Linked DNA regions of Homo sapiens: region 1 is linked to region 2. Evidence: read pairs that join two places in POLR2A ChIA-PET (ENCODE). Cell type or tissue: MCF 10A. All regions are shown on one strand. Each heading gives the region's core, and the rest is flanking DNA. Links, peaks and the distances in the headings are about the cores only.

The links. Peaks named below come from ENCODE experiments on the same cell type or tissue, not always from the same donor. Only the 100,000 strongest peaks of a DNase experiment are listed, where the experiment ranks them.
Region 1: POLR2A ChIA-PET joins it to region 2 with 5 read pairs; 2 of 35 experiments call an interaction of 5 or more read pairs at or near these places.

Annotation. Positions count from the first base shown.
Region 1 is chr7:112,237,010-112,241,410 of GRCh38, reverse strand. The region is part of intron 1 of ZNF277 (zinc finger protein 277); the gene reads right to left. Among named protein-coding and RNA genes, the nearest start is that of ZNF277, 33 kb to the right of the region's middle. In MCF 10A, for the core only: no CTCF peak of the experiment used is centred there; DNase peaks (open chromatin) are centred at 2,040 and 2,340.
Region 2 is chr7:112,294,814-112,299,214 of GRCh38, reverse strand. It overlaps ZNF277 (zinc finger protein 277), which reads right to left. Exons shown (of 12, transcript NM_021994.3): 3 at 3,258-3,346; 4 at 2,904-2,986. Among named protein-coding and RNA genes, the nearest start is that of ZNF277-AS1, 54 kb to the left of the region's middle. In MCF 10A, for the core only: no CTCF peak of the experiment used is centred there; no DNase peak of the experiment used is centred there.

The DNA.
Region 1 (4,401 bases), core at 136-4,135, 58 kb after region 2:
TCCCACAGTGTACGAGAGCTCCCCTTTCTCCACATCCTTGCCAGGATTTGTTATTGCTTGTCTTTTGCATGAAAGCCATTTTAACTGAGGTGAGATAATATCTTATTGTAGTTTTGATTTGCACTTCTCTGATGATCAGTTATGTTGAGTACCTTTTCATATACCTGGTTCAGCATTTGTTTGTCTTCTTTTGAGAAATGTCTCCTTAGGTCTTTTGCTCATTTTTTAAATGAGATTATTAGATTTTTTTTTTTCCAATAGAGTTGTTTGAACTCCTTGTATATTCTGGTCGTAAATCCCTTTTCAGACGATAGTTTGCAAATACGTTCTCCGATACTGTGGGTTTTCTCCTGACTTTGTTGATTGTTTCCTTCACTGTACAGAAGGTTTTTAATTTGATATGATCCCATCTGTCCATTTTTGCTTTGGTTGCCTGAGCTTTTGGGATATACTAAAAAAATCTTTGCCCAGACCAATGCTCTAGAGAGTTTCCCCAATGTTTTCTTCTAGAAGGTTTACAGTTTGAGGTCTTAGATTTAAGTCTTTAATCCATTTTGATTTGATTTTTATATATGGTAAGAGACAAGGGTCTAGTTTCATGCTTCTGCATATGGATATCGTTTTCCCAGAATCATTTGTTGAAGAAACTGTCCTTTCTACAATGTATGTTTTTGGCATCTTTGTCAAAAATGAGTTCACTGTAAATGTATGGATTTATTTCTGGATTCTCTATTCTGTTCCATTCTATTTATGGGTTCTCTATTCTGTTTCATTCTGTTTTTATGCCAGTACCATACTGTTTTGGTTATCATAGCTCAGTAGCATTTGTTTTTGTTTTCTTAAAAATTTTTTTGTGGGTACATAGTATGTGTATATATTTTTGGGGTACATACTTTGATACAGGCATGCAATGTGTAATGGTGACATCAGGGCAAATGGGATATCCAACACCTCAAGCATTTATCTTTTCTTTGTGTTACAAACAATCCAATTATATCTTTTAGTTATTTTAAAATGTACAATTATTGTTGACTGTATCACTCAGTTGTGCTATCAAATACTACATCTTATTCAATCTTACTATATTTTTGTATCCATTAACCACCCCTTTGCTGTGTAAAAGCTTTTTTAACTTGATGTAACACTGGAGTACAGAAATCTCTTTGATATCCCGTCATTTTATTATTTGTTTTCTGATTGTTTTGTAGTCTTCCCTTCCTTCTTTCCTTTCTTCTAGTCTTCGTGTTCATAAAGGTGATTTTCCCTGGTGGTACATTTTAATTTCTGGCATTTCAATTTTTATCTGTTGTAGGCTTTTTGATTTGAGATTATCATGAGGCTTGCAAATAACGTCTTCTAACCCATTATTTTAAACTGATAAGCTAACACTGTGGTTGTATAAACACACTAACAAAGAAGCAAAGAGAAAACCAATAAAACTCTACACTGTAAACCAATAAAACTCTTCCCATTTTTAAACATTTTGCTGTTTCTATTTAGATCTTATTATACTGTCTGTCTATGTCTTAAAAGTGGTTGTAGTACTTATTTTTGATTGGTTCATCTTTTAGTCCCTCTACTCAAAATACTCAAAATATGAGTAGTTTACATACCATGATTATGGTTTTATACTATTCTGTACTTGTCTGTGTACTTACTATTACCAATGAGTTTTGCATCTTCAGATGATTTCTTATAGTTCATTAACATCCTTTTCTTTCAGACTGAATAACTCCCTTTAGCATGTCTTGTAGGACAGGTCTGGTGTTGACAAAAATCTCTTGGCTTTTGTTTGCCTAATCCAGAATTCTCTGGATTAACAGGCAGAGTCTCTTGTTCTCTTTCCTTACCTTTCCTCAAACAAACAGAATCTCTCTCTCCATGCTGAGCTGTCTGGAATTGGGGGGAAAGGGGTCACAAACACTCCTGTGGTCACCACCACTGGGACTGTGCTGAGTCAGACCTGAAGCCGGAGCAGTACTGGGTCTCACCAGAGGCCTGTGGCAACTATTGCCTGGCTACCACTGAGCCCTAGGGCTCCTTAGTCAGCAGTAATAAATCCAGCTAGACGTGTGTCCTTCCCTTCAGGGCGAGGGGGTTTTCTTCTGGCCAAGGGTGGGTCTAGAAATACTGTCCAGGAGCTAGGGCTTAGAACTGGAAACTTTAGGAATCTACTGGTGCTTTCTTTTCCTGTGGCTGAGCTGGTACCCAAGTTGCAAGAGAAAGTCTTTTTACTCTTCCCTCTCCTTTCCTCAAGAAGGAGTCTTTCTCTGTGGACACCATAGCTGGGAATGTGCTGGGTCACACCTGATGCCAGCACAGTACTGGGTCTCATCCAAGGTTCATTGGTGAGTAGTGCCTGGCTATTGCTGATGTTTATTCAAGGCTCCAGGGTTCTTTAGTCATTAGGTGATGAATCCTGCTTAGACTGGGTTGTTTCCTTCAGGCAGTGGGTACCCTTCTGGTCCAGGATGTGTCTAAAAATGTCATCCGGATGAGGTCGGGCACGTTCAGGGCGGTACGCGCCAAAATCTCAGAAACCACCACTAAATAACTTATTCATGTAACCTAACACCACCCGCTCTCTAAAAATCTATTGAAATAAAAAAAAAATTAAGTAAAAAATATCATCCAGGAGCCAGGGCCTGGAATGGGGGCTTTAGGACTCAGCATGGTGCTTTATTTTACTGTGGCTGAGCTGTATCCAAATTGCAAAACAAAGTCTTCTTCACTCTCCCATTCTTCTCTCCTCAGACCAAGGATGGAGTCTCTGCGGGAGCTGCAAACTGTGATGCATAGGGTTGGGGTGGGGTGACGCGAACACCTCCCTGGCCACCACAGGTGGTGTCTCAGTGGGTCACATGTACCTCAAGTCCACTGGCTCCAAGCCCAGCACAGCACAAGGATTTGTCCAGGAATCACACTACTTGTGGCCTAGACTGCCTTTCTGATTTCTTTAGGACCTCAAAGCACTGTAGCCTTGCTGGTGGGGCTAGCTGGAACTCAGGTTCCAAAGGCTGGAATGGATGGTTCCCCCTAGCTATAGGGCTGGTCTAAATGTTCCTTCCATGGGTGCTGGCTGAATTCTGCCCTGTGTTGCTTTCCACTGTGACAGGGCAGCACAGAGCTCCAATGCAATGCCCCACAATTACTGCGCTCTCCCTCCCCTAAGCACTCTCTGCGCTAAGCTGCCACTGCTGAGAGATGGGGAGAGACAGATTAGACAATTCAAGACTGTCTTTCCTATTCTATTCAGTGCCTTTTTCGTTGATGTGATGTTAAAACCAGGTACTGTGATTTGCTCACCTAACTTCTGGTTCTTATGAAGGTGCTTTCTTGTGTGGATAGTTGTTCAATTTGGTGTTTGTATAGGTGGGGATGATTGCTGGAGGGGTCTATTCATCCATCTTCCTCAGCCTCCTCTGCAGGTGGTGTTAATTTATTTATTTTTCATGTGCTGTTGGATTCTGTTTCATAGTATTTTGTTGAAGATTTCTGCATCTATCTTCATCAAAGATATTGGTCTATAGTTTTCTTTTTTTGTTGTGTCCTTGCCTGGTTTTGACATCAGGGTGTTACTGGCTTTGCAGAATACGTTAGGGAGGATTCCCTCCTCCTTGTCTTTTTGTAACAGTTTTGGTAAGCCAGGTACCAGTTCTTCTTTGTATATCTGGTGGAATTTAGCTGGAAACCATATGGTCCTGGGCTTTTTTTGTTGCTTTTGGGAGATTTTTATTACTGTTCTGGATTTCTATTTCTTCCTGGTTCAATCTTGGGAGGTTGTATGTTTTTAGAAATGTATCCATTTCCTCTAGGTTTTCTAGTTTGTGAGCATAGTGTTGTTTAGTCTCTGATGATCTTTTGTATTTCTGTGGTATCAGCTGTAATTTCTCCTGTTTCATTTCTGATTGTTTATTTGAATTTCTCTCTTCTTGGTTAGCCTATTGAGCAGTCTATGAATTTTCTTTATCTTTTTTTAACAGAACTTTTTGTTTCATTGATTTTTTTTGTTTGTTTCAATTTATTTTAGTTCTGTACTGACTTGTTACTTCTTTTCTTCTGCTAGCTTTGGGTTCAGTTTATTCTTGTTTTTGTGGTTCCTTTAAGTGCAACATTAGGTTATTAATTTGTGATCTATTCTTTTGATGTAGGCATTTAATGCTATAAACTTTCTTCTTAGCGCTGCTTTTGCTCTGTCCCAGAGGTTTTGGTATGTTGTGTCTTCATTTTCATTTGTTTCAAAATTTTTTTAAATTTCCATCTTAATTTTGTCATACTGATCATTCAGGAACAGGCTGTTTAATTCCCATATATTTGTGTAGTTTTGAGAATTCCTTTTGGAATTGATTTCTGGTTTTATTCCACTGTGCTCAAAGAGGATACTTGATGTGATCTTGATTT
Region 2 (4,401 bases), core at 329-4,328:
AACGCCCACAGAAGAATCACCCACACTAACCTCATGCTTCCACACTATGTAGCATAAAATTGTGATGAACTGGCTGATGGCAAATTCAGCCTGTCTTCCTGCTGTTTGGCAAGTCTTTTTTTACTTTTTGTTGATCCTCTAATCAGAATTCCAGTGGCGGGCTATTGTAAACTGCCTCTGCTTTCCCTAAACTTCAATCCAAGCCTGAATCCCCTCCCTACACAGACTTGTCAGACCATGAGCACCCAGGACAGAGAGATTCCCAGAGCCTAGAATAGTAGTACCAGACACATGAGAGGCCAAATAATGACTACGCTGGCATGGCATGGCTTAAAAGGCATGTACCTGGAATGTTTGGTTTGAAACTCTAGCTCTGCACCTCATTCACTATGTGTTCCTGGGCAAATTAAGCTTCCTAGGCCACATTTTACTCATAAATAGAACGGCATTTAATAGCCACCTCACAGGGTGCTATGAAGCAAGAACCAAATACAAGGCATGGCTTATGGATGGTCATCAGTCATTGTTAGCTTACTTCCAATCCCCAAGTTGGTCTAGTCTTTCTCAGGCTTTGACAGCTTGAAATGGATTTATACGCAGCTACATTTACTCTTTTCTTCATGTCACTGATGGACAATGAGGGCACATTAATGGGTCTTTATTACTACAAAGTCAAGTTTCTGGCACTGAAGGATTTCCACAATTTAGCTCCATTTTACCTCTTCAAATTTATCTCATACTCCTCCCCATAAAAATTTTTCTATCTAAGCCGGAGTAGACTTTTACTCGATTTTCCTGAATACACCTTGAACATTTAGATGCATATGTATCTTTCTTCCCTTCCCTACAACTCTCTTAACTATCCAAATCCTTCTCATTGTTAAGACACAGCATTATTACTGTTATTTTTATTGGCTAATATTTATTAAGTGCCTTCTATGTGCCAGGTAGTGTTCTAAGTATATTACATGTCACTTAATCTTCATAAGCCCTGCAAGATATTTTATCATTATCTCTATTACCAAGATAAGAATACATATTTATCTTTCTTCTCTAAGTAGACCGTACACTCTTGTATGATATGGATTATGCCTTGTACTCTTGTACTTCTTTGTATAGGCATCTACTTAAGCAGAAATTCAACGAGCATGTATGGATTGATTGCCTTTTCATTCTTCTTTTGTTTCTGTAAGCTGGCATAATGCTCACTTCCATTAAATGTATCACTATCAAACTGTAAAGTAAAAAAGGTAACTTAAATGCAGTATATGTAGGTATTTTTAGAGACCTGAGTCCATCTGCAGACACATCGTACAGATTCTGCATGCTAAAGAACAAGAATGGCTGAAGTAGTAGGGTTTGAGTTCTTATAAATAAATCCTTAGGACTACTAGGATCATGACATCTTTTGATCATTCTTAAGGCCACTGTTAGCAACAGTGAGAAAATTCATGTAAATTGGAAATTATGAATAAGTGCACGCAAATAACATCCATAAGACATGATAGTAAATTTAGCCTTGTTTTGCAGATTTCATAAGACACTGCTATAAGGAGAGAAGAGAAACTCAGGAAGTCCTATTTCTTTACTGCAGTTGTTGTACAGGAAAACTTTTCTTAGATATAAATCAACATCCAATGGTATCACCTTCCCCTACTGGAAGAAATAATCATTTGGGATGTCTACAAAATAAAATATGCTTCCAGGGACTTTCTTAAATTATATGACTATGGTAAATAGCATTTATTTTTCTCCTTGATCTCTTGAGGATATAGCACAAATATTTAAATCATTTCTCTCTCTTATAACATATTTAGCTAAGTCCAAAGATAAAAGAAAGACTTACAAGAAATCACTAAAGGAACAGCAAGTCAACTTCAAGTAATAGTCGAGATTAAATCACAAATAATGGGAACCCATGTACTTTTAAACAAAAGTAACAATTTAAAAAATTACTTTCTGATTAACTTACGAAAATAAAAATTTTCAGCCGGGTGCAGTGGCTCCCGCCTGTAATCTCAGCACTTTGGGAGACTGAGGTGGGCAGATCATGAGGTCAGGAGATCGAGACCATCCTTGCTAATACGGTGAAACCCCATCTCTACTAAAAATACAAAAAATTAGCCAGGTGTGGTGGCAGGTGCCTGTAGTCCCAGCTACTCGGGAGGCTGAGGCAGGAGAATGGTGTGAGCCCAGGAGGTGGAGCTTGCAGTGAGCTGAGATCACACCACTGCACTCCAGCCTGGGCAACAGAGCGAGACTCCATCTCAAAAAAAAAAAAAAAAAAAAAAAAAAAAAAAAATAAATAAATAAATAAATAAATAAAATAAAAATAAGAAAATAAAATAAAATAAAAATTTTCATGCTTGTATGTGCTGTTATCTTTTTTAAAGGCTAAAGATGCTGAGGTTTTCAAATTAGCTTGCTTATGGTTAAGCCTGAAAACCAGAAAGGCTACTATGTAGATTAAACCATATGCTTAATTCATAAAGGGAAATAAAAAAAATGCTAGTGCATAGCACATTCCAGTAAAGGGGAGAAAAAAAGGTTAATCAATTCAACTCAATTTTAGCTGAGGGCATTTTTCCATGACTACTGAACCCTAGCATGTGTCAGGCAGCTAAAATTACACTAAAATGTGTAAGTTCTGTTGTTATTTTAGAGATAATCCAGGAAGCAAAACAAAGCCAAAAATTCTCTCTGCATTTTTAACATAAAACGCTTTAATTTTCAGTCAAGTGTATACTTTTTTTTTGTTTTAAGACCTTTTTGTATTGTCTCCTCTTTTACATATGTTTGAAAGTTTCCATAACAAAAAGTAAAAAAAAAAAAAACCAATATGATTTTATATGTATTTATATGTATTTTCAAGACACTATTCACCCTTTAAAAACAATTCTTACCAGTCTCTGTTTCTGAAGCTCTTCTCTAAGAATTCTATCTTCTGGTAAAACGTCACATAACAAAAAATAATTCTCTTGTTCTTCTGTTGAGAGATTAGGAAAACAAATAAGAAAACAGATATTAACCATTTTTTCCCCAGAAGGACTTATTTCTTAAAAAATACAGATGTGTGTGTCTATTAGGATCTCTTTGGCATAGAACTGTTTTAGCTTTATTCAAGTTAGGCAAAATAAACACATCAATTTAATTTTATCTATCATGAAAGTAAAAGTAATTCTAATATAAGACAGTAAGATTATTCCTTTGAATTTTTATACTGTAGGGAAAAGATGGTAGCCAAGATGTACACTTACCAAATGGAGCAGTGGAATTAATTCTTATTACACTACAAAAATCTGTGATGGGCTGTTCAGTGAACCTTTTCCTCCAATATAAAATGTACCTTAGAACAACATAAAATAAGGAACGATGAGAAGATTCAATATACTATTTGCTTTAGAATGACAGGAATCTATAAGCACATTCACTCATCCCAAAGCAACAAATCAAATGTTAACTTAAAACTGCTTTTCTAGCAGTTTTTTGTGAATACAAAGGCAGTGGAGCATTATAGAAGTATCAAATAAAGATTTAATAAAAAGGAATTACCATGTAAGGGCATGAAAATGACTAAACTCTACTATCCCCAAATTCAATAAACAGACATATAGGAAAGTTAAAATGAATTATTTTTATGTGATAATGAATTTTTCTGAAATAACACCTAAGTTTATGTGTCTTTAAAATACAATAACGATTAAATAGGCTATGACACACTCTGCAGTAAAGAGAAAACTAAGTGGTTATCTTATGTATCAAAAGAACAGAGGTCAGAAGAATAATGCAATGAGAAATCAGTCTAAATTCAATATCAATATAACAAGACAGAAAAATTCCATATGTCTACACTGAGTCTGAAATGAGGCAAATTTAGACTTTGGAAAAATAGCCTAACTTACAATTCTTGTATCTAATGAGCAGAGTTAGAAGCAACACACCAGCTAAATTAAAAACCAAAGCCTAACACCCAGACCTACATATGTGATGAAAGAGGGAGTAAGATGACAGGATTTAACAAGTGGTTTATCTTTCCATTTATCTAACAAGATTTATATTGGCAACTGCAATCTCATTTATTGAATGGTACCAAGAAGAGAGTGTTATCTTCATAGAGAGAGGAAAAGGAAAGCTTGATTCTATAGCTCCCAATTTATCAGGCCACACAACTGAGGGACAAAACAAGTAACTTACACCAAAGAACCAAAAAAAGAAATGGGACTTATTGAAATAGATGAAGAATATAGAAAGAGTAGAAATTTGGACATTTTAAATGGCTTGACTTAGCACATCTAGGAATGTTTTGGATATATTAGGTCCACAGTAAATGTTTTAAAGAAGTAGAGAATTTGAAGATTCCTGTAAAGTTCTCTAAGTAGTCCCCAATTCCCAATATTTTGT